5 separate regions of the Mus musculus genome follow, and regions 1, 2, 3 and 4 are each linked to region 5. The links are chromatin loops, found by intact Hi-C in ENCODE. Cell type or tissue: heart. All regions are shown on one strand.

Region 1 (5,000 bases), 400 kb after region 5:
CATCTAACCTACCCCAGATCCTCTTCCTTTCTTCATGGCTGCAAGTGCAGGAGGCAGGGGTGGCAAGTCGAGGGATAATTATGCCCCTTAGACTTTCCTGGGAGGAATGTTGTATGGATCCTCATACAGCCAAGCCAGGAAAAGTGAAATTGGAATGAAAGGGAAGAGAAGTATTTTAATAACAGGGTAGAGAGGGCTCTGGGACTCGCAGCCAAGAGATGTGTATCTGCAGCAGGATAAGACTTCAGGTAAGAGAGCCCTAAAGAGCAGCAGCTTCCACTTAACAGCGAATATTGCTCTCTTGGAGGGAGGGGGCTTCTTCAGCATGGGGTTCCTTCAGTTCTCCATACGTCTCCCTGTCTTAAGTTTATGGAATCGGCAGAGCTCTGAAAGCTAGTAGGAGTGTCCAGGATGCTGGATAAAAAAAGGGGATGATTACCGGGCTAGCCTCAGCTTCTCATGAGTAAAACTAATTGCTTTGCTTCATGTGAGACCACCAGAAAAAGCCCTGGGGCTTGCCACAGTAGCACGGAGAAGGAAAATTTGTCTGCCTGGTCAAGTCTTCCTCAGATTGACGTTATGATAGGCAGAGTCTGCGTGCACACTTAGTCTGCTCTCTCCTGAGAGAGGAGGCCAGACCAGGAAATAGTTGCAGGGGCATCTGTGCTGTGCTCGGCCACCCATGAAGCAGCCAGCCTCCTTCTCTGTCCACTTGCCCATGGCCCCACAAGTCTGACCTGAACTCAGTGTACCTGCTTAGGTAGTGGGTCCCACGGCGCCTTGATCTTCCACAACAGGGAAGCCCCGGGGCAGACGGTGAGAGGCCCATGATGCAAGGCACAGAGCAATGTGCTGCTGTGGGCTGTGCCTGAAAGCGACTAGAAGCAGGAACATCGGCACAATGGGCCCGGCCTAGCCAAGCGGGTAAAATGTCAGGGCACTGTAATCTCTGCAACAAGACGGTGTGAAACTTGGTGAGACTCATTTCAACTAGATCGAAGTTCTTCCTGACCAAAGACTATGGTTGTGGTCAAATGAGTCTCTCAAAGACTCATTAGTGACTTGAAGTGATGGGGGCGGGGCCATGCAAATACCCTTGGACACATACTGCGTAGGTCAAAATGATTGCCCAAGCTGCAGCCATTACGTCCACAATCCTGCTAACAGCAGCATCAGGGTTGACAACCAAACTTGGTAGAAAGGAAAGGCAGTTCTCCACTTGCTTCTGAAAAACTGCATATGACCTATGTGACGTTTCACTTTATTCTGGGTGCCCTCACGCCGAGCTAACAAAGTATCAGAAAGTTAGATCAGGATATAGGGGTCAACAGGTAGCTTGTCCTCCATTAGGGTGGGGAGCCTTGAGCCAGCTGCAGGGTGCACTCAACCATCAGTGTGTTCCTATTTCGCAAGGACACGGGGGCTAAGGAAGGAGATTGGAGGAGGGGGTGCACATAGGTATGGGAGGGATAAGAGGAAGCCAGGGTACAAGGAAGTATGAAAGAGAGATGAGTGTGATGCCAGAAGAAGGGGGCCATAACATGGATCCACCAGCTGATTGGGTGCATCAAAACCACCCAGCCTCCATGGGCAACCGATGAGGGTGAGTGGGAGAGCAATTCTTGCCAGCAGCCTCTATCAGCTGCAGCTGACCTCATGCTCCGATCACCCTTAACATGCCCTCCCACCCAGCCTGCAAACACTCCTGGCTTGCCCATCTTCTGCCCACCCCCGACTCCCACATGCCTGGAGGGTCTATGGTCTGAGTACACCCAATCTGCATGACTCTTCCTCAGGACACTGATGCGATGTGGCCTTATTTGCTCCAGAAAAGCTTCTTGGGGGGCGGGGAGGGGGAGTAAGGGTAGAGGAAATATAAATTAAAACCTTTCCAGTCTTCAAGACATTCGTGACCAAGGGATAGATAGCCCCTATCCTGGCTCTAAGCTTCTCCTGTGACAGCATGTACCAGGGGCTGAAAAAGCCAGGAAGAGAGCCACCCTCTCCACCTAGCGGTAGCCTGAACTAAACAGAAACTAGCCTTGTGGTTTCCCCCAGACCTGTGAGAGCCAAAACCACCAGTTGCCAGGGAGGGCATCCGCTCCTCGGAGGAGGAGTCTGCTCCATTGTCAGGTTCTGTGGCAGAGCATTTGTCAGCTCAGACACGTCAAGGAAATGTCACTCATTGGAAAAGGACCTACTGTGGCCAGATGTCCCTCCCCCCGGGGCAGTGGGTGTCATTCTCTTTCTCTCTGGCTTTCTGTCTGTCTGTCTGTCTCTGTGTATCTGTATTTCTCTCTCTCTCTCTCTCTCTCTCTCTCTCTCTCTCTCTCTCTCTCATGTGTGTGTGTGGTGTATGTTCACACATATTTTTAGAGAGACTTTTTTACTGTGTAAAAAAAGTAGGCTGGTCCTAAACTCTGAACGCTGGACACCTCCTCCTCCTCCTCCTCCTCCTCCTCCTCCTCCTCCTCCTCCTCCTCCTCCTCCTCTTCTAGTCTCGGGATACCAAGGAGCTAGAATGGCAAGCACTTACCACTGTCTGTGCCTGGTGTGCCTCATTTTCGGAAGTCTCCAGCAGTCTGGCTGTAGAGGTTGCAGTGGGATCAGGCTTCTTTCCAGTTCCCTCTCTGACCCTTCCCCATTTCTTCCACAGAGCCTGGGGCTCTGGGCTCCTCTTCCTCCTCCCACAGTCTGTCTCCTGTGGTGTTAAATTTCACCCACACTGGGGTCTTTGTTAAACTGACCTTCATTGTATTTCCTCGTAGCTTTGCCTGACCACAGATGCTGGCCAGAGGCAGGAAACAGAGCTGTCCTTCAGAATGGACCCCAGTGGCATCCATGTCCCATGCTGTGATCATTGTACTGAGGTGTGGCTGCAGAGAGCATCCCTGGCTGGCCACCGGTGGGCACTCATATATTCAGATCTACTTCTCTGTGTGCAAGCACAGGTGTGTGTCCCTCTGCATATGTGTTAGTGCCTGGGGAGCTGAGAGTGACACTGAGCATCTTCTTCAACTACTTTCCTCATTAAAACACACACACACACACACACACACACATACACACACACACACTTATTGTTATATATATGGGTGTTTTGCATGCTCGAGTGTCTTTGCATCACATACATTCCTGATGACCCTGAAGGCCAGGAGAGGACATTGGATCTCCAAGAACTAGAATTACAGATGGTTGTGAGCATCCATGTTGGATGCTGGGACTTGGACCCAGGTCCTCTGGATGAGCAGCTGATGCTCAAAACCTTCAGCTCCATCCTCCTTACTTTTTAGAGAGAGGGCCTCTCAGTGAATCTGGAGCTCCATTTTTGACAGACCTTGGGAACAAGCCCCAATGATCCCGCTGCCTCTTCATCCCCAGTCCTGGGATCACAGGCGCAGCACTGCACTTAGCTCTTATGGGGGTGCAGGGGATCGTGCAAGCACTTTACATACTGAGCTGTTTCCCCAGGTCCCTCAAGTCTGCTTTTCTTAAATGAAAAACCAAACAAAACTCGTTGCGCAGTGAGAGATACGAACACTGAGTGGTGTTGAAGGTGAAGGCCAGTCCTGCCCCAGTTGACTTGGTACCCTTGTTACATGCTCTCATTGGCTAACTGAGTTAGGTGGCTGCTATTTCTCCAAGGACTCTAATTTTCAGTGTTCTGTTACCTGCAGTTACAAATACGCTCATATCAGACAATGCAGTTATAAAGCAAGACAGCAAACGCAAAGGATTACTGTGGTTTATTTTTTGTGTCTTTTGAGATGTGATCTTGCTCTGTAGCCTTGAGGAGCCTAGAGCTCACTATGTAAACCAGGCTGGCCTCAAACTCAGAGAGATTTACCGTCTCTGCCTCCCAAGTGCTAAGTTTAAAGGCATGTACCACCATGCCTGGCTTCTGATTCATTTTAATATTTAAAATTTATTATTATTATTATTATTTTTACAGTGTTAAGGGTTCAGCCTAGGGTCCCGAAGGTGGTAGGCATGTACTTTCCTGGGCTACATCTCCTATTCCTACTTGTTTTTTCTTTTTTAATTTTATTTACTTTATTTGGCTTTGTTTGTTTATGCACAAAAAATGGTTTGCCAGCATGTATGCATGTGTATCATGGGCATACGTGGTACCTGTGGAAGTCAGAAGAGGGCGTCAGATCCCCTGGAACTGGAGTTACAGATGGTTGTGAGTAGCCATGTGGGTGCTAGGACTTGAACCCAGGTCCTCTGCAAGAACAGTAAGCACAACTAACTGCTGAGCCATCTTTCTAGCTCTCTACTCTGAGTTTTTTCTTAAATGCAAAATTTATCTTCAGAAGTGACTAGGAAACTTTTAGAAATAGATCCACAATTTTTCCTTTGGATATAATAGATTCTGAACTGATCCAGCATATACACACTATTTATGTTTCAGAATTAGACCCTTTGAGCCCCCCTGGAAAGTGCATATCCTTTATTGGGAAGGGGGGCAAAGAGTCTCTACTGGTGTAGTAGCAGTGGTGTGTGTGTGTGCGTGTGCGTGTGCTTGTGTGTGTGTGTGTGTGTGTGTGTGTGTGTATGTGTATGTGTGTGTGTGTGTGTGTGTGCACCAGCTCGTGTGAGAAGCAGGAATAGAGGGAGAATTCATCTGGATCATGTGCAAGGAACATAGGATTATGATATTATTTCTGCCTAATGAGGAACCTGCAATGCTAACAGAACAATATTATAGTGTAAAATAGGCCTGCCAGAGAAAGAGGGTGATGGGGACACCTGTCAGTCAGTTAACGCGGGCTGAAAGGGCTTATGGGAAACTATTCCGGAGGAGCTGGCATCTGGCCTGTAGATTGGCTAGTCTTATGGTGGTGACAAAGTGCCCCATGTAAAGAACTTGAGGGAAGATTTGCTGATGCTCACAGCTTCGGAGGCGTCAGTCTGTGGCTGCTTGGCTCCATTCTCTTGACAGAGCATCGTGAAGGTGGGAGGGCGGGATGAAAAAGCTTCTTCATGGCAGAAGCTGA
Region 2 (5,000 bases), 490 kb after region 5:
CTCTCCCTCTCCCTCTCCCTCTCCCTCTCCCTCTCCGTCTCCCTCTCCCTCTCCCTCTCCCTCTCCCTCTCCCTCTCCCTTTCCCTCTCCTCCCCTGCCCCCTTTCCTCCCCTCCCCCTCTCCTGCTCCCTCTCCCCTCTGCCTTCCCCTCCCCCTCTCCTTCCCTCCCCCACCTCCTCTTTATCTCCCTAGATTATTTTCCTTTTCCCAACTGGTCTCTCACAGAAATCTAAGCTGCCAGGCCCTACATCTTCTCCCTCAGTGACTATCACCACAGGCCCAACAATTATTTATCATTTGGGTTTTTTTTTTAATCTCACCCCCAACTGTGCAAAAGAATCAGGCTGGAGATTTTAAAAGAAACAGAAAAATCAAACAAATGGCCCACACCTGCCTGGTTCAAGGGTCTTGGGTAGGACCTGGGCATTTGCTCTTTTTAGATCCCTGGATATTCTAATGTACAGTCACTTGGGAAGCCATGGTTAAAGGAGAATCAATGTCCTGTTACAGGTTGTAGGACATCCTTGGCTGTGACAGTAAAGGTCACGTTCTTGTGTGCTGATGCAGTTGCCTTGTTGAGGCATGGCTCTAGCTGTGACATCACTCCCTGAAAGATGGTCCTGTGAGCCCCAATTCCTGGAATTTCGGATTTTGTGTTATCCTCTCCCCTTAAGCCTGGGCTGCGCCTAATGACTCAGACCTAACCAGGAGCGTGTGTCAGAGTTGATGGGAGGGTACTTCCAAGCTTTTATGTCCTGTTTCTTTTGCTTGGCTTCTGGGTCCCTTCCCCAGCCCTTGCAGCATTCTTGCTCTAAGGGACAATGGCTAACAGTGATGGATGGCTCAGTGACAGGGAAGTGAGGTAGTGATGTCCTAAAGCCTGCTGACTTCCCGGTGAGTGAGCTGGAATTCACACGAGCTGCCCTCTGGTACAGCCCTGCATGACTAAGGCCCCAAACCTATGCAGACTGCAACCTCTGTCAGAGGTCTCCAGCTAAACCACACCTAGATTCCTGGCTCATAGGAGCCAGAAGATAGAGAAATGCTGTTAATTTTGAAGCATTCAGTTTTGGGGTTTGTTATAGTTTAAGCCTGTAATATCCCCCGCCATGCCCACTCCCCCCACCTCCGGGCTCCTATGTTGAACACTTGGCCCACAGCTGTTGGAGGAATCTTTAGAACCTTTGAAAACTACAATCCAGCTGGAGGACGGGGCAGGGGGGACCGGCCTGGAGCATTGCAGCTCAGTCCTGTCTTAGGCCTGTCCACCTCTGTACCTCATCCAAGATTATCTGCTACCTTGAGTCTCTGCCATGCCTTCCTGTGGAGATGGACTGTCCTCTGAAGATGGGCCAAAATAAACCTCCCCTCCTTTAAGGTGTGTCTTTAAGGTCGGATACTTTGTCACAGCCACAAGAAAAGTAACTAAAGTCACAGCAAAAATAACTTTATAATTCTTAAGAAAAAAACAAAAACAGAAACAAAAAACCAAAACAAAACCCTAGCTTCTTAAAATGAAGCACCTTCCTCTTGGAAAGGACAGACTAAATGTTGAGTTTAAGCTGTGGTAAGGTCTGAGAGAATGTTCTTGGGGATGGCTGCTATAGAGGCAGTGCCCAAGTTGTTGGGGGGTGGGGGGTGGGGAGAAGAAAGGGCAGATAATCAAGAAATAGCACCTTGTTGGCGAGGCCATTGCTTCTCTAAAGTGGATTTGTATAGAGAGGTCCCAGGAGAACCTCGTTAAGATGTTGATAATTTCAAACAGAAGCCTGTCGGGGCAGTGGTGGGGGCGTGGCGTATTCTGCAAGCTCCTAGTTGGTGTTACCGTTGTTCCTGTGAGGACCACGTGTAAGAGGCTAAGGCGTTAAACTGTATTTTTTGTCTCTTTCTGTGCGTGTTCCCCTTTAAATGTCTGCAGGAACACTGAGGGCGAGGCCTCCCAAGGGCATCAGCTGCCTTTGGGGAGTTTAGGAAGTGGAGCAGCGCCCTCTTGAGGCCATAAGGCAGAGGTGCTGGGAAGGAGGTCCACCAAAGGTCTGCGGAATCAAGCCAGGTAGCCATTTCCTAAGCCAAAGGATCGTCTCAGCTCGTTTTCTTAAACGGGCCTCATCATAGAAAGACATGAATCTTGGGAAACAGCTTCAGAAAAATCTTTGCGAGCTTTTGATGCTGCCTGGTGGTGGTGGTGACTTTTTTCTCCATTTCTTACAAATCAGTAGAATGTGTTTATTGCCATATAAATCTAATTTCCCCCTACACTAAATTTCTACCTTAGCAAGATGCAATTGATCTAAGCAGTGTGCTCATGGGGGTATGCCCTCCCTCGCTTGATGGGGACTACCTGCCTATCCCATCCCCCAAGTCCGAGATTCCATCTCCTCCCCACTTCTCCATCTCTCCTGGCTCCTCTGTCTTGACTTTGCCCATAGCCTAGCAGAACTCTCTTGCCTTTGGTCTCTGCTATGGGTGGTCCAAGGTCAAGCATGGTGAATGCAACATTCCAGACTTCCAAACACAACACTCTGGAGAGACCGTTCTCTTTCATAGACCTGTCTGTCCTCCTTTGGTTCAGTTCCATCTTCCTGGCTAGACACCATCCCTCACTGGACTCCCTCGCCGCCCGTGCTAGAGACCATGTTTTCTGCCTTCTGACTCAGTTCCACCCCCCTGGCCAGGCCACACCCTATTTGCTAGGCTCTGCTGCCTTAGCTAGATCACTCCCTTCCGGATATACCTCGCCTTCCAGGGCAGACCTGGTTAGACTCCTCCCTCCTGGATAGATACACAGGCACACAGTTAACCCCCACCTCTGGTTTTCTTCCCTACAGCTTCCTGGTGGAGGAGTTTGGCGGAGGCAGGGATTCAAAGCGATCCCTCAGGGTCGCGCTTCCCAGTTGTTTATGGGTCTCCTGAGAGCAACGGTTCTCACACTGGCCAGTTTCTCTAAAGAGGCAAGTGTTCTCCGAGCCCAACCTGATGACATAGATTTCGGGCCACCCCAGTTCTGCAGAATGCACGTCTCGAGGGAGAAGTCTGGAAATCTGCACTGCCACACTGTTCGCCACTCCGTTTACAGGCAGGCTTGAGAAGTGCAGCTGTGGCTAGCCTAGGACCCAGCCCAGACCCCCGTGGCCATTAGGGACGCCTCCAGTCCAGTCTCCCATCGGCACCCAGCTAACTGCTGCCTCTTTTCTCACTTAGAAGATTGAGGCCATCTGTTGCGAGCTTCCTGCATTTCCTGCCCCCATCCTTGACATTCTCCACATTTCCCAGTTTGCCTCCTTCTCCTTTCTTAGAAAATAAACATCTTCCCATGGCTGGATTTCTACCCTCCTTGACCATCTCCTCTGAAACGATGACCCCCCCTCCCCCTTTGATTCTTTCTCTGTACATTTTGGTCTTTTTCTCACCAATGGATTTTTCTTTTTCTCTTTTTTTCAATTAAAAAAAATTGCCTTATGTCTTTTTCTAAATCACAAAACATCTCTCAGTAAGTTGGCTTCTCCCTCAAGCTGCCAGCTCTCCTCCCACTTCCTTCATGAGAGCATCTCATCTCTGCATGGGTCTCAGCCTAGCACTTCCCCTTTCTGATCTCACAGGGTGCCGGGTCAATGCTGTGCAAAACCCCTGCCAAGAGCCTGATTCAGTGCCCTGAGCCACTAAGCTAGAAATCGGACTTGCAATGCTGAAGACTAGATTCCAGGTTTGTCCTCAGACTGGTTACCTCATGAGTTTTGCTTTCTCAGACATTGCTGCTCAGATCCAAGGCCACATCCTTAGAACCTCCTTACAAGCACACGGCACTTAACCACCATCTGTGTATCTGTCAGCTTTCCATTACCATCACAGAGCACCCGAGCTGATGAATTTATAACAAGCAAAAGGTTACGTTGGTCCATGATTTCAGTCCATCGTCACTTGGTTTTGCTGAACTTGAGCATGTGGCTGATGAAGCTGCCGGTCTCCTAGTGACCAGGAAGCAAAAACCAAACCAAACCAAACCAAACCAGCAACCACCTAAAATCTAATAACCTCATGCAACAGCTTAACTGCCTATCAGGATCCACCTCTTAAAGATTTCACCACTTTCAATTATTAACTCAAGCTGGAGACCAAGCTTCCAATACAGCAGCCTTTTGGGTGACACACAGCTAAGCCACAGCAACGTGAAAACCTAAAGGAAGCCTAAAGAGAATGGATAAAGTGACTGTTGCACATGGTCATGAGAGATGCTGAGCTCTACGAGAGGGTTTCTTTGCACAGACTTTGTGTAAGGACTACCAGGAGCTAAGGGACATGGAGACGGAATCCCCTTGTGGACTGGGCCCAAACTTGGTGCGTCCCAATCTGTATCTGCTAGCCTTGGCAGACGGTTTTTATTTATTGACCAAGCCAGCTCAGTCAGTCAACCGGGTCTCAAGGGAGGGAGTGGGGATTGAAAAGAAAAAGACAATTAGACAACATTATAACATGACTCCAATCAGACAACATTATAACTTGATTCCAATTAGACAACATTATAGCATGACTCCAACCAGTGCTAAGGCTAAAGCGGGTTTATTTTTCTCCAGCCTGCTTTTATATCATTCTAAGTACATGCAAAGAATAAGATCAGCTATAGGTTGAGGAACAAACAAAGCAATAAACAAAGTCTCACGATCACTGTTTCAAGGGGCTTATCAGGATCATCAAGATATGTGAGCCCACATCTATGTCCTGTCCCAATGTCAAATTCCTGCCAAGTTTCTAGAAGCAGCCCAATAGCTCTCCTTTCTTTCTCTCTCTCTCTTCCTTCCTTCCTTCTTTCCTTCCTTCCTTCCTTCCTTCCTTCCTTCCTTCCTTCCTTCCTTCCTTCCGTCCGTCCTCCCTCCCTCCCTCCCTCCCTCTTTCTTTCTTTCTTTCTTTCTTTCTTTCTTTCTTTCTTTCTTTCTTTCTTTCTTTCTTTCTTTCTTTCTTTCTTTCTTTCTTTTCCAGAGACTGAGTCTCACTGTGTAGACTGG
Region 3 (5,000 bases), 510 kb after region 5:
TGAAGATGTTCCTGTGCGAGCCATTGCAATGTATCATGAATATACACCAACACTCCTCTACACAACACCCCTCGGTTCTCAGCAATAGATTGGGCTTCTCTGAATCTTCCGTCTTGTCCCTCCAGTCCTCATCAGTCCTGTAGCCACTCTGCATGTGGCTCAGTTTCCCCACATGCACAAGGCTTTCCCGCTAGCACAGACTTTCCCCCCTGGGCTTTTGAGGGGGCGGGGTCCTGCAATCACACTCACTCTTGAACCTCCTTGTTCTAAAAACCACATTCCATACCTACTTCAGAGTGCAAGGCGCAGAAGGCCACATTCGCACAGGTGTTATTATTACTCCAGTTTGTACCCCGACAGCTGAGCTGTCCTGCTCTGTTCCTGCCTCGTGGAGTCCGTGAAGGCAGACACACTCTTACCCGGCTTTGGAAAACAATACAAGTTCCCGTAAGAGCTCGGTTGCCACACTGCAGAGCTTGCTGAATGATATCTGCTTAGCTCACTTGCAAATGACACCAGGACTGGTTAAAGACCATCCCCCTAGGTAATAGGTGTGAAATCGGTGTTCATCACCAGTGGCTTTTCATTGGGTGGCTTTGGTAAATTCCTACCTCCCCGCAGACCTGGGCAGGCCCTTCTTCCTGCGGTTGAAGTGTTGTTTCAACCCTTCCCTTAAATCGGACGCTTCTGGTGCTGTGGAAATCAACACCCCTTAGTGATGCTTATCCAAGACAGCAGGTGACTTTTCTCCGGTTACAAGAAAAGGAAAGGCTTGCTCTAGGGGAGACTGGAATCTACCCGTCACCCTCCACCCCCCCCCCCCAGGAACAGAATTTGAGAAGCTCTCCAGGGGTGCTGTGATGTATTTTCATGCAGAGAGAAGAGGGTCTCAGACATTCTTCGCTAAAGTAACGAAGTCTTAGCAAGTCTGGTGGGTGTGTGAGGTGGGGGAGGGACGGTATGGAATGATAGTTGATTCTGGGCTAGGGTAGGGCTTCTGACTCTCTCTCTCTCTCTCTCTCTCTCTCTCTCTCTTTCTCCATAGGTGCTAATATTACAGGTGATGGAATAAGATTTTGGGCTTAAATGAATGTCCAGTAAGTTTTCAAACTAGCACTACACTTGGAATAATCTCAATGTCCTATAAGACCTATTAAGACATGAAATAAAACATTATGTAAAATAATAAAAACACAAAATGGAAATGGGTTAAACATTCTGGGAGGCACAATATTTCTCCACATATTTAATAAAGCAATCAGGAAGTCAGGGAATGTAGCTTGGTGGTAGCTCACTTGCTTGCAAAGCCTGGGGACCAATTTTCAGTGAGATAACTCCCCAACAAACAAACAAAACACATCCCAGAATCAGTAGAATGTATTTTTCAAGTACAAATCTGTGTAGCAATAACAATAAAAATGCCATTTGGTAAATACCAGGGTAGTAATTATTTTAGGTAGAGATTATGAATATGCAAAAATTAGAGGGCAAAGGTACGCTAAGGATCAAGACACTTACACAGTTTGTAACACTACGGCAGAGGACCTTGCTGGCCTCCATCCTAAGCAAGAGGCCAAAATGATCACTAGTAATGGCTAAGTCAGCAGCGAGAGCCTTCCAATACGATGTACAGGAACCTCATTCCTGTCCGACTCCTGCCACAACAGCTTGGCTTGAATTTAATCAAGAGAAAACCTCAGGCACACCCAAACCAAGACATAGTTCATCAAAAGATTGGTAGTACTCTTGGGAAGTGTCAAGGTCACGAGGGAAAAAAAAGGACCCAGCAACTTTCAAGTTTAAGAGAACTTGAGAGACACAGACAACAGATTCATTGTTTCATCCTGAGCCAGAAAAGGACACCAAGTAACACTTAAATAAGGTCTGAAAGTTAGGTAATACTAGTCCCATGTAAATGTTATTTTCTGATCTTGATTATTGCATCCTGCTTTCATCTTACTGTTCTGAGAACCTCTAAAAGGTATATAGGACTTCTTTGTATAATTATTGAAAATATTTCTGTAAGTCTGGTTTTCAAAATTGAAAGTCCAATCATCTATGTTTCTAACTATCTGGCTTGAACATCGTTGGGCGGCCAGTTTGCTCTGCCTCCTGACCGTTTGCCAGTTCGGGACTGCCATCTCTAATTAACATGCAGGGAAATGAGGAAATGGAGTTTCCAGAGCTTTCGTTGCTTTTCCAAATCCCAAAGCCAAGTCGCCCTGGTCGTCCAGCTGCTTCCTGCCTGCAGGTGAGAAAGGAGACCGAGTATGTTCTAAACTTTCCTCAGGGTTCTTCATATACACTATCAGAGACTCTAAGCACGACCTAGTGCTGAGACTCAAGGATAGAGACTTTCTTGCCTTCCACTCCCCCATTATCACTTCTTAATTTGATTATGTGATTTCCCCCACCCTCACGCTAAACTTTTAATTCTGTCTGGACACTTCATTGTGGCTTCTCCAAACCTTCCCTGTCTGAGCTGCCCTACCGCTGTTCTGCAGCGTGTCAGCAATAGCCATTTTAATGCCATCTCTCAAGAAGGACGCCATGAAACCTGTGTTTGCGTGCTCAAAGACAGCTGGGTGCTGCATCTGGACAAATATCTGGATTGAGCTGCTCGGGTGTTGGGAAAGTCGTTCTCATAGCAAAAAGAATTGGTCATTCACGCAGCATCCTTCCACGCGCTCCACTTCTCGGAGTTGGGATCGCAGTAGTGGCTGGATGGGTGCTGCCCCTCAGAGGAAGTTCGGCATCTTTTGCTTTGCTTCCTGGACCGAACGTGTAGCTGCTGGGAAAATACTTGACAGTCAAGCCATAGTTGGGAGGATTCGACAACTGGAAAGGCACAAACATCCTTTATCTGTAGGGTGAGGTTAGTTTCTGTTTGGGCTTGTGCTTTTGAAAGGAGGAAATAGTTTTCATAAGCATCAGATTAGATGCAGGAAATGTCCACAGGACAATGAGAAGCTGCCGGAGGCCGAGCAACAAGATTTTGTCGTTGATTACTACTGCCATCTCCTGGTAGAACTGGAGAACTACTGGGCAATGGGCTTGGTGGGTAAATTACGGAAGCCTGATTACCTCTCCCCAGCTCTGTTTTACAAGTTCTTAGTAGCGTGAAAGGGAAATGCCAAGAACTATCTTTTAGATAAGAGTATTTATTGGCATCTTTCATCTATCCTTGAATGATAAATATAAGCACGAGGACTAAAACTACAGTGGGCTTCTCTTACCCTTAACTGTCTGTCAACTCTGGAGAAACCCAACGTTCCCTAAGCTACTCCTCCATGAAGCTCCCAGAGCTTGGGAACATAATAAACCCAGCCCTCTCTGTGGCTTGATAGTCTCCTAGCCCTGTGCTGGTATGGGTGGGGTGGGGTGGGCTTTTTTCTTTCTTTCTTGTATAGAATAGAGTTTATTTGGGGGCATGAGAAGGGGAATTGAGAAGGGAGTAGAGGCAGAGAAAGAGAGGAGGCAGAGAGAAGAGAAGAGAAGAAGAGGGAGGAGGACAAGGAGGGGGAGGGGAGGGGAGGAGGAGGAGGAGGAGGAGGAGGAGGAGAAGAAGAAGAAGAAGAAGAAGAAGAAGAAGAAGAAGAAGAAGAAGAAGAAGAAGAAGAAGAGAAAAAGAAGAAGAAGAAAAGAAAAAGAAGAAAAGAAGAAGAAAAGAAAAAGAAGAAGAAGAAGAAGAAGAAGAAGAAGAAGAAGAAGAAGAAGAAGAAGAAGAAGAAGAAGAAGAAGAAGAAGAAAGCAGCAGCTGGCCAGGAACATGTGGAGAGAGGGGGAAGGAGGGAGGGAGGGGAGAGAGGGAGAAAGGGGTCAGAGAGAGAAAAGGAGCAGAAAGGGGAGGGGTGTTTTCCGAAAGGGTAAGCTTATCCTTACCACTCTCAAAACATGAATTTACACATCAAAGCATTTGGGTTGGGCTGGCCATGCAGATCAGTGGTAGGGTGCTTGGCCAGAGTGCATCCTGGAAAAGCAAAATGAAGTCAAAACGTAAGCCTCTTTGATTATGTTGTTCATGATACATTCAGTCAATATATGTATTTTCGGTGTGTCCTTGATAACCTAGAGTTATCAAGTTCTCTAGGTCTGCTGATTGGTTAGCAATGCTAAGAAGCGAGAAGACTCCAGCTGGGCGTCTGGCTGTAGTCTTGTCTCTGCTGCTCAGTTTCCTGTGTCTATCATAGGTGAATTCTTAGTCTGTGAGACTGTTTCCTACAGTATCGATTTTAAATAGTCCCTGGATCAGGGATTGCTACAAAGATTAAGTCTGATGAGCACCCAAAGCCCGGAGTAGGAGGCAAACGGGAAGCACACAGCAACATTGTAAGCAGAAAGTAATGATTGGCAGTTACTGTTGCTATCTATAGGGCTTAACCTCCAGTCACGTGTTATCCAAAGTGGTGTCAACTACCAGCTTCCTGTGGCCACTGAGAGCTTGAAATGGGGTTAGACCAAAGTGGCAGATGTTATAAATATACAACACTAGGCAGGCACTGTAAACCTAGAATCTCAGCCCTCCAGAAGTGGAAGCAGGAGGACCAGGAGTTCAAGGCCATCCTTGCCTACCAGGTGAGGAGGAGGTCAGCCTGAACTACATAGAGACCCTTTCACAAAATAAAACAAAGGTGCCAAGTTAAAATAAAATAAAACCACAGTTGTGCCTTTAATCCTAGCACTTGACAGGCAAAGCTTTGAGTTGGAGCCCAGCTACAGAGCAAGTTCCAGGACAGCCAGGGTTACAAAGAGAGGACTTGTCTCAAAAGACAAACACACACACACACACACACACACACACACACACACACACACACACACACACACACAAATACATATACACACATATATATATGTATGTGTATATGTATATATATATGTGTGTGTGTGTGTTTTAAACACACACATACACACAGAGGATTCTGTTTGTTTGTTTGTTTGTTTGTTTGTTTAAGATTTATTTTATTTCTATGAGTACACTGTAGCTGTGTTCCGACACA
Region 4 (5,000 bases), 480 kb after region 5:
GACTTTCTAAGTCTGTGCCCTCTGGGCTGTCAAGGAAAGCGCCCCTTTTATGTTCCTGCTTATCTCCAGTCCTTCGGCTCATTCAGGGGCAGACTTTACTCCCGTGAATGGGCCTGTTGATCAGCAAACCGCAGGCAGTGGTTCAATCAGTTCATGTTTTACTGGGAGACCAACGGCTCATCTTTGCACATCGTCATGTGCTTCCCTGCTTGCTACCCCAGTTGGGGATAAGGAACCAGGCTCAATCCATCTTGTCATTTGTGTGTGTTAAGATCAGAGCTGGAAAGGAAGCAGAAACTGTTGAACATTTCAATTAGACGGCAAGCTGGATAGCTTTCACACTGGCTCACACCCCAGCCCCATCTGGCAAGCTGGATAGCTTTCACACTGGCTCATACCCCAGCCCCATCTGTGTAATCATAGGTTAACAGTCCCAAGGTACATATGTCTCAGGAGTGGAGAAACTGCTGGGAATTCCCAACTGACCCACGAGTGCAGTTTTCCTGTTTTCTCTCCACAGATCGTCATTTTGTCACACTGTCAGTACGAGGCTGAGATTTTTCTTACTTGATGGGCTATGGGTCAGCTCTTTGGATTTCTGGACAACGGTCTCAGCCCCTGACAATGGGAAAGATGAGGGGGTCATAAACCAAGCACTAAAGGATTGTCTAGGGGAGAAGAGAAGCCCTGTGTAGAGTTATACACAGCTGAACAGATCTTCACCATGTGTCCTCTAGCTGTGGTTCCACGGGGTGCTAGATATGAGGCCATGACTAAGCTCCAGCAACAGAACCTTTGATAGTGGCCCGGCAGCTTCCCAGAGACAAGTGCAAGGGTCTTCTGTCCACCGCCAACTCTGGATTAAACTGTCTGTGGTGCAGGTAGCTTCTTTCCTCACTGACTAAGAGTGGCTTTTTAAAAAACGGTTTCCTCTCCTCCTCTCACTTTAAACCATATACCTCCAAAGAAGACGACACCCAGAATCCGAGGATCTATCTGAAAGGCCAAGGGTCAGCCAAGAGCATCTGCCCCCAAACTAGGTGATTGTCTAGGGGATGCCCAAAACTAGGTGATGGGACAGTGAAGCAAATAGAAACACTGGTTCACACTGTCTTAGTCAGGGTTTCTATTCCTGCACAAAGCATCATGACCAAGAAGCAAGTTAGAGAGGAAAGGGCTTATTCAGCTTACACTTCCACACTGCTGTTCATCACCAAAGGAAGCTGGCTTCTCCAGACTTCAGGACATGGCTGCTGAATATTGTCAAATGTTTCAGTGTTATGGATCTTTTGTGTGTATGTGTGTGCATGTGTGTGTGTGTGTGTGTGTGTGTGTGTGTGTGTGTGAGAGAGAGAGAGAGAGAGAGAGAGAGAGAGAGAACATCTGTTACTCCCCTTGCTCAGCATCTTCGAGGCTTGGCTCTGTAGAGCCATGAAGTAGGACCCAGATGCGAGGTTGTTTGCTGACACCTTCCCATACAGGCAGCTCCTGAACCTGCATGTCACTGCATGCTCCTGGGTAGTCTGGCCTTTGGCTGCAATCAGACATCAGGACAGTTGTAGACTCTGCAAGCAAGGGTCATAATTCATAGCGGGGAAGGGTTCCTCTTGTCTCTGGGACCCCGAATTTTGCAGTTGTGTTTGCTAATCTGGCATACCCTTTAGCTGATCTAAAAGTGAACGTGGATGACCTGAGATGCTGTCTGCGAATGCTTCATGAGACATCTACAGAACATGGTGGCTCGGATTTTTCCATGCTTCTGCAGTCCGTATGGAAGATCTCTGTTCTGGCTTCCACAGTAGAAGTGGAGCTGGAACATCCCAGGATAGCACAGCTCTTTTTTTTTCTTTTCCACCCACAGTTTCTGCTGCCTTTTGTTTGTATTTTAAAAGTCAATGCCACATTTTGGTGGAAGGTGCACGTGCCTGGGGAGGGTGTTTGGTTTTTTTTTTTTTTTTTTTTTTTTTTTTTTAAGTGGAAACAAAGAAAACCTGATGTTCCGACTGTGTTTGTTTTTCTGGGCTTTTTCCTATTGTTGCTTAAGAAGCTGGGAGTACAGAAACCCTTAGAATTCCCATCTGGGTGCTTTAATGGCACACAAGTGGATCTTAAAACCACCCGCCCTCCAGCTTGTCTATGTTTGAGGACTGTGAAGCCAAATAGAGCTATAAAAACCATTTTGTGCAGTGACCCGCCCGATGCTGCCACAGCCAGCCAGCATCCCCACCCCACGCCCCCTTCAGAGGGTTGTCTGCTGAGCCCTGACTGCCCGGGCTCCTGCAAGCTGTCACTGTTCACTTTTGCACGCCTCGAAGCATCTCCCCGAAAAGAAAACATTCTCAAGACTCTGGGCCTGGCCTCTCTCTTCCAGGGCAGCTTCCAGCCTCTGTTTGGCCTATCTTCTTCCTCAGGTCTTCACCCCAGCCTGCTGGTGTGGGCTGCAGGGGAGGGTGGCGATGTGTGCTTGAGCCCCAAGTTGGGAGCGCTGGGAGGCTGCAGAATCCTCCCTGTCATTTTACCCTGTGTTTCTCCTCTCTTGCCTTCTTGGCATTTATCTTGTTCCCTAACAGATTTCCACACCGAGAGTTTAATTCAGGCCAAGAGAGCAGCCCCGAAAAGAGGGTGGGAGGTAGGGGGTCAGGCCATATGAGGCAGGGGCTCCAGTTCCCAGCAGATTCTCCCTGTGGAACTCTGTTGGCTCCCAGGAAGGCCTCCCCACTTTTGCCCACTGCGTGCACGTAAAGACTCAGAGGGGCCTGCCCCTTCCTTATCTCCACCCCATTGGCAAAGCGGCCTGTTTGCCTTGCTCTTTCAACGGGTACACCTTTGTCACGAAACCAGAAGAGGCCAGATGCCAGATACTTGCCAGCTTTCCTGGGGTTAACTAGACTCCAGCGCCCCCCAGAGGAGAGTTAAGTGGAAAATACCATCCGATGCAAAGGACTTAGATCTATTTAAACTGGCAAGTTTATAATCTTTTTTTTTATATATATAGTTATAATAAACCTTTAAAACACTAGGGCTGGGCAGATATCTACCCTCTAAGCTATCAGTATCTAATTTCCTATCAATAACCCTGAGATATGACGTTCCATCTGGGTTACTCTTACTCCGTTTTTATTGAGGGCCCAAGAGTCACAGGTGCGTAAAGCGGCACTGTGGGACCAAGAAGACTGATGGCAAAGCACCGGGACAGAGTCTCTGCCAGTGTGCCTGTGGCGGAGAGATCTTGATGGGCACTGGGAGAAGCTCCCTGCCCACTCGCCTCTAGGCTTTCCTTGAGTGAACGCAGAGAGGAGAAAGGAGAGAAGACGACAGGGAACTGAATGGTATGGGAATGTCTCTCAACAGCCTAAAGCCAAGGATCCCAACAGGATTGACATTTACTGTTGGGGTGGGGTGGGGGGGCCGCCTACACAGAGACAGTGTTACCTTTATGTACTTTATATATATTTCAAAGAAGACCGTTAAAATGTCGGAACATCATGTTTAAGGGCAATGCATATATGACCTCCAGTATATTCACTTATATTCCAGTATATATTCACTAGTCCTTTCTCAGTTACAAGCTTGCAGTTTTCCAGGACTCTCCCAAGGATCGTCCCAGTCCCTTCATTTACCTAAAAGATATGCCTTTGCTTTCTTGTACAACCTTAGTCCCATGCCTTGCCTTAATGGATTGCAGCCCTGTCCCAGGCACCTGCAGAGCCCCTCTGTAATCTCATGATCTATACGGAGATAAAGAAATCCCTCTGAGCAACGTAATTCCAAAAGCTACCCAAATACTATAGACTGCTATTGCTGGACATTTAAGCAACACTGTCCCTTAAGAAGCCCCCACCCATTCCTGGGTGTGTCCCATCTGTCCCCAGATGACCCTCTTTCTTCAGCCCCTGTGCTGAAATCTGTGTTAATATTTTTCTTCTGAATAAACTCCAACTCTGCTTCGTACCGGCTCAGGCTGAAATTCTCTGTGCAAAGTCAAGGGCCCCTACTGTACCAGGTAGAAGTGTGCAAGAAGAACCTGGATGCTACAGATGGAGCCCTGTCCCTGGCTCTCCTCGGCTGATGACAGGGACATATAACCCAGACCTCTGACTTCTTGCTTGGCAACAAATATATATACACGGAAGAGTTCCCAGGGTGGTGAAGGGCGAACTGTTGCCACAAATCAACCTGGCAGAGACTTTCGAGTGAGGGGGAGTCATCTCTTTACTCACCTCTCTAGTTCCCTGCCTAGACTCCTTTCTCTCCTCAGGTTGAGCCTTCAGCTATATCTGGGTCTCATTGTCTCTCTCACTGTCAACTACAGATTACAGCCCCTCGGCTACCCCCTGCTCCCCATATATATTTTCTTTACTCCCTTTCTCAGTAATTCTCTTTAGCCCCTCTGGTTCTGATAGCAATCTCTTTCCTTTCTGCCCTTCCAGAGGGCCAGTGGGAGGCTTCAGGGGAGAAAAACACACAAGGGACCACTCCCTAAGAGTGTGAACATCTCTTTACTCCTGGGGCAAGGGCTATCCTCCAGTCTTGTGGGAAAGCTCCCACCTTCTGTGTTCCTAGGAATGACACCATGCAGAGATCCACTTTCCCCTGCATGTTTAGATAAGAGCCTCTGTTGTGGGCTAAGTTATAGCCCCAAAATGTATATGCACAAGGTTTGATCCTCCACTTCTATAACGTAGAATGGCTGCGTATTAAGACAGACCATTTGAATGTGAAATTGAGTTAAAATGGTCATTTGAGTAGGCATTCATCCAACCTACCTTTATAGGAGGACATTAGGACTCTGACACACACAGGGAGATCAGCTACAAGCCTTGGAAGCAAGCCAGTCCATGACTTGGCCTTAGACAAGCGCTGTGAGGACATAGCTGTCTGCTGTTTTAGGTTGCCCTCTCTGTGGTATTTGTTATGCAGCCCCGGCAAACGGGTACACTCTCAAATGGTGTGCATGCCATGTGACACCCACAAGACTCCCAAATAGTTACCCTTATTTA
Region 5 (5,000 bases):
GCACCTCACCTGGGGTGGTCAACGTGTCTGTGTCTGACTGGCTGTCTGTGTAAGCAAGCAGACAGGAGAGAGGTTCAGACGAGGTGACACTAGGCAAGCCCTTCTCAAGGGCTCTAATGGAACTTGGCCAGACCCACCCTTGAATCCTGGATACTAAACCTAATGAGGAGTTTTTGAATCTGGAGTTATAAAGGCCAAACCAGCCTTCACACTCCCAAGGAAGGCAGATGGGCTCTCGTGCCTCAGAACTCCTGACTTCCACCATCACGCCCACGTACACTCAGCTGCCCCCACCCCCAGGAAGGTGTGAGTGACTCAGGCAGTGCAGACAGAGAGGGCGTGCATTCCAGAGACTCGCAGCACTAGGGAGGTTGAGGAAGCCAAGTTGTAAGGGTTATCTTTCCAGTGCAAAGAGCTTTTTACAAACATGCAACATACACAAGAACACCCCCCCCCCATCTTCCAAATGTGGTCCTCAAAGAGTTTCACAGAAAATGAGCCCACATGCAGATTCTGTGTGAATGGTCCACAGGCACATCTCCAGGTAGAGGCCAGAAACCAAACATGCTCCTGCACCTGTAGGCAACACATGGGGAGGACCTTGAACACAAACCTGGCCAGGGGCACGTGGGGAGGGATGGTGAGCGGCTCTGAGGGGCTGTGGGTGAGCATGGGGACTGGGATCTATAGGGTGAGTGATCTTTTGAGGACAGTGATTTCTTGATCTCACTTGTCTACACCCCCCCCACCCCCCATAGCGAAACAGACATGGGAAGTCCACCAGCTTTCAGTGACCTTAAAAAGAGGGAACCATGGCCAACATCGATGACACCAAGGCCAGGCATATTGGTGCACACCTGCGATCTCAGACCTTCAGAAACTAAAGTAGGTAGGAGTTTGAAGCCAGGCTGGGCTCCACAGTAAGTTCAAGGCTAGCCCAGGCTATGAGGAAGGAAGGAAGGGAGGGAGGGAGGGAGGGAGGGAAGAAGCAAGGAAGGAAGGAAGGAAGGAAGGAAGGAAGGAAGGAGAACAAGCCCACATGGGAAAAACCCCACAAACAGTACCAGGAACATTACCCTTTCTTTAACAGGGTTGAACAAAGACTTAATGATTTTAACAATGAAATGGAAGCTGGCTGAGGACTTAATGTCCGGTTTTCTAAGGGTGCTCAGTGCTTCCTCTGAGCTCCACAGAGAAGAGTCACCGCTTCAAGGCAAGCACAGGTGTGCCCTAGGAGCGCCACATCTCTCACCACTGCCCGAGGCAGCTGAAATGCATGCAGCTAATCTGAGACTTTTCCGGGCTGTGGTAGAATAAGCCAGAAGGCCACTCACATGCCTGTCATTCCTCCTTAGTGTCACGTGCTCACTCTGTCATGTGCCATCAAGGCAGGTCTCAGATGGGGAAAAGGAGCCGCCTCAGACATGACACTTATACCTCACACCTGCTTAGGGCATCCCTGCAATCAAGTGGGGACATTCCCACCCACATCACCCGTTTATGCTCAGAGGAAAACATCTCTGCTCTTTTTCTGGAATCACAGTGAGTGTCTATGGGATGGATTTCGATTTACTTTAGACTACAACTGACACACAGGATGCTCAGATTGCTTACTTTGTGAGCAATTCTGTGTGTGCATGGATGTGTCTTGTGTGCACGTGTGTTTGGAAATCAGAGGTCACTATCTACCTTGGGTCTTCCTCAATTACTTTCTATTTATTTATTTATTTACTTATTTATTGAGACAGAGTCTCTCAACTAACCTGAAACTTGCTGATTGGACAGAATGGATGGCCAGCAAGCTTCAGTCCTCTTTCATCTTGTTCCCACAGTGGTGGGATTTTCGGCGTGAGCTAACACATGTCTGTCTGTCTGTCTTCCTTCCTTCCTTCCTTCCTTTCTGTTTTTAACGGTTGTTAGGTTAGGGATTGAACTCAGGTCCTCAAGTTTGTGTGGCAAGTATTTTTCAGAATAAGCCAAGTCCAGTTTAAAAATAAGGTTACTTTGTGGTTAATTCTACTTTTTTCCTACTTTTTACCCTGGCTGTTCCTATTATTGGGTTCTCAGCAAAAACATCTTCTGCTTTTGAAAATGGAGCTTGCTATGCATCCTAGACTAGTCTCTCAAATTTGTGTTTCTTCCATTTCAGCCCTGGACTAACCCAGCACATAGGCTGTTTGAACTGGAGAGAATGTATTTAAAATGATAGACTTATGAAAATAAAAATGAATTCTGAAACCAAAGCCAAGTGCATGCCCCCAGTCTGAACTGTCCCATTCACAATTCCATTCTGAGGGTGGGTGGATAAGGTCTTTCTGTGTACAAAGAACAAAGGTAGCTTGGTTGCACTCCAGACTTCCACTAGGGGGGAGTGTTTTAGCAGGATAGCCTGTGACCTGGTTTATGATTCTTGGGAACAATAGACTTAACCTCCTCTCATACAAGAGAGTGACTAGTCAACTTGAATGGGCAGGTCCTATTATGGCTTGTCCTCAAAAAACCCCACATATTTTGTTGGTCATCTCCACAGTTAAGGATCGCTTCCTTCCTACAAATGAAATGTAGTTTAAGATCACTGGCTGCCTGGTCAGAGTTCAATTCTCAGCAACCACACAATGGCTCACAATCATCTGTAATGGTATTTGATGCTCTCTTCTGTCATGCAGGTAGGTGTACATGCAGACAGAGCACTCACACATATAAAATACATAAAAAAAATTCATGTTTATATTGTAAAAGGTCTGGTCCAGGTGCCTACCAATGGAATGGCTCCTCCACGCATCCCCTGAATAAGAACCAAGAACATTCAAGAGTAGAGTAGGCCACATCTGCCACGCAGAGGAAAGCGTCTCAGTGTAAAACTGAATATTTAATACAACCCTAGAAGGGAAAACTGTCCCCGCCTTAGTATTTTTAGCATCGGGTACAGGAGGAAATCTGGGGTACATTTTCATGGAAGACCTCATGTGGTTGGAAAAGTGACACTGACATTATAAAACATGTTTAGGGATTTAAAAGGAATTCAATCTTTGCATATAAACTGAACCTCTAAAGCTTCAGTACTTCTGGTCATTTCCCGTCTCTTTAAAACAAAGTCTGTTTGGGATGGAGAAGATAGTTCAGTTGGTAGAGTGCTCGTCACCCCAAGCTGATGGACTTGGAGTTGGGGTGACATTCTCCTGTGAGCACTCCAGAGCTATGAGCAGGAGGTTCACAAGTTCAAGGTCATCCTGAGTTTAACCACAGTCCTAGGCTAAAACCAGAAAACCAAACCAAACCAAAAAAAACCTGTTCCTCTACCCCCAGCCAGTATCGCACTGCCTTGGGTTGTAAATTTCTCAAACCCCTCCCTCAATTCCTAGGTCTCCTGTTCTGTTTTTTTTTTTCTCCCACCTCAGCCTGTCCTCTCTCTCTCTCACCATGGGCTGTATCTACAATTAAACCAAACACTTCTCTCTTTGATAGTTCTTTTCTAAGAGGCTTTGTGCCTTTAAGAAAATCTATATAACTTCTGGGGCAGGGCCTTGGAAAAAGAAAACCTGTAATTGTAAACTTAAAAAATAAATACGCCCACAGGCTAACACTTGTGCCAAAGCTAAGCTCAAACCATAAATTCTGACCGAGCTCTGGCGTCAGCAGAGTTCCTGTGAACAGCCTCCTGGATGAGCAGGGTACAGTGCCTGAGACTCTTCTGAGGACATGGGTTCCCACCCCAAAGCACCCCCCCCCCTGTCAGCTGCCTTCCCTTTTGAACTGGTTTGGGGAGAATCACAGGACCTTTCTGTAAAGCAGGCTGTAAGAAAATGTTCCAGTCTAATGGGTACTGTGGCAATGATGGTTAAACATTATCAGGATGGTCTGTGGCAAAGACAGCTGCTGCAGTGCCTTGGGCTTCCAGCCGCTTGGGAAGCGGATCAGGCTTAGCTCACAGGGACTCAACCATTGCAGGCTACCTGTCCTCACTCCCAGATCCTAGGGAATTGTGTGGAAATAGAAGTTGGGGGTTGGGGGTGCAGTGTGGTTAGCAAACCAGCTGTGGCATTCTTGCCCGAACAAGAGGGTCTAACCTGGGCAGAAGGACCCAGCAAGCCCAAGGCATTCCATTGCTCTCACTGGTCTGAATAAGCAGTGTGGTGGGAAGGGTAAAGGTGTCTTACCCACTGGGGTCAGCTCTCCCAGATAGCCAGTCCACTGTGATGTGTCAACACTGAGGTCAGGACAAGGGGGTCAGGGGTTGGAATCAATGACTGTCACTCTATCCACACTGACTCCTAGGTTCAGGGTGCCACTCTCCAAACTACACAGCACTCCATCCCACCAAAGTTTGAGAAGTCACGAGAGACAACTGCAACCCTAGATGAACACATTAGAGGCTGGCTTGGATCCCAGAAATGGGCAAACGCTAACTTTCAACACCCACGGAGCCTGAAGCCTGTGTGTGCAATGCCCTCCCTGCTACTGCTACCAAGTGGCCTGAGGCAGCTTACTTTTTTGTACGGTGTGTTTTGGTAGGGCTAGCAAACTCTAGCAGTTAGACCATGGAAGTGTATTAAATAGAGGACTTGAGTAAATACAGAAGGTGATGGGGGCAGCGGGCAGAAAAGGAACGGAGCAGCGTTAATTACTCTGTAAGGGCCGAGGGAGGAGGCACACATCAGCACAGGAGCATAATACCCGGACAGGTCAAGCAGAGTTGTGATTAAGAAGGACATGCACAGTGCTGTCTCAAACAAGGACAGATTTATACAGGGAGGAGTTATTGAGAAGAAAAGCCCCGCCTTGCCCCGCCTCAACCCGCCTCCCAACTAAAAGCTTGGAGGGCCACAGTTCTTGCAGTACTGAGTCCACTGGGCAAGGGCTGCTCACGAAAGCTGCAGGATCTGGGTCCCCCAGACTTCAGAGCTTCGTGTTTCCTTCAGGGGTTTAAGTCAGGAGCCGAAAGCGCACAATATCCGGCTCATCCTATCTTCCAGGATCAGAGCAATGGCAATTTTAGGAAG

The links. A loop is a pair of places that touch in the nucleus more often than their neighbours do. Peaks named below come from ENCODE experiments on the same cell type or tissue, not always from the same donor. Only the 100,000 strongest peaks of a DNase experiment are listed, where the experiment ranks them.
Region 1: it touches region 5 in a loop (8-fold over the local background); 8 of 42 quality-filtered maps call a loop at or near these places.
Region 2: a loop joins it to region 5, with 2.7 times the contacts of the local background. A loop is called at or near these places in 25 of 42 quality-filtered maps.
Region 3: it touches region 5 in a loop (8-fold over the local background); 7 of 42 quality-filtered maps call a loop at or near these places.
Region 4: a loop joins it to region 5, with 2.7 times the contacts of the local background. A loop is called at or near these places in 24 of 42 quality-filtered maps.

The regions. Positions count from the first base shown.
Region 1 is chr13:37,538,945-37,543,944 of GRCm38, reverse strand. Lncbate6 (a long non-coding RNA gene) reads right to left here and starts at 3,809. Exons shown (of 3, transcript XR_382205.2): 1 at 2,537-3,809; 2 at 753-949. In heart, a CTCF peak has its summit at 2,016; DNase peaks (open chromatin) are centred at 854 and 2,034; H3K27ac peaks cover 1,520 bases; H3K27me3 peaks cover 278 bases.
Region 2 is chr13:37,450,297-37,455,296 of GRCm38, reverse strand. No RefSeq gene overlaps it. Among named protein-coding and RNA genes, the nearest start is that of Gm4035, 18 kb to the right of the region's middle. In heart, a CTCF peak has its summit at 3,081; DNase peaks (open chromatin) are centred at 1,966, 2,716, 3,076 and 3,566; H3K4me3 peaks cover 1,548 bases; H3K27ac peaks cover 3,082 bases.
Region 3 is chr13:37,432,247-37,437,246 of GRCm38, reverse strand. It overlaps Gm4035 (predicted gene 4035), which reads left to right and starts at 2,126. Exons shown (of 2, transcript NR_167664.1): 1 at 2,126-2,251. In heart, CTCF peaks have their summits at 2,802 and 3,026 (motif pointing left); DNase peaks (open chromatin) are centred at 2,206, 2,756 and 2,886; H3K4me3 peaks cover 1,272 bases; H3K27ac peaks cover 872 bases; H3K27me3 peaks cover 561 bases.
Region 4 is chr13:37,465,790-37,470,789 of GRCm38, reverse strand. No RefSeq gene overlaps it. Among named protein-coding and RNA genes, the nearest start is that of Gm40914, 19 kb to the left of the region's middle. In heart, a CTCF peak has its summit at 2,899 (motif pointing left); DNase peaks (open chromatin) are centred at 2,317 and 2,819; H3K4me3 peaks cover 716 bases; H3K27ac peaks cover 832 bases; H3K27me3 peaks cover 825 bases.
Region 5 is chr13:37,941,902-37,946,901 of GRCm38, reverse strand. It overlaps Rreb1 (ras responsive element binding protein 1), which reads right to left. Exons shown (of 12, transcript NM_001177869.1): 11 at 1-45. Among named protein-coding and RNA genes, the nearest start is that of Gm52041, 22 kb to the left of the region's middle. In heart, a CTCF peak has its summit at 2,358 (motif pointing right); DNase peaks (open chromatin) are centred at 1,301 and 2,371; H3K27ac peaks cover 370 bases.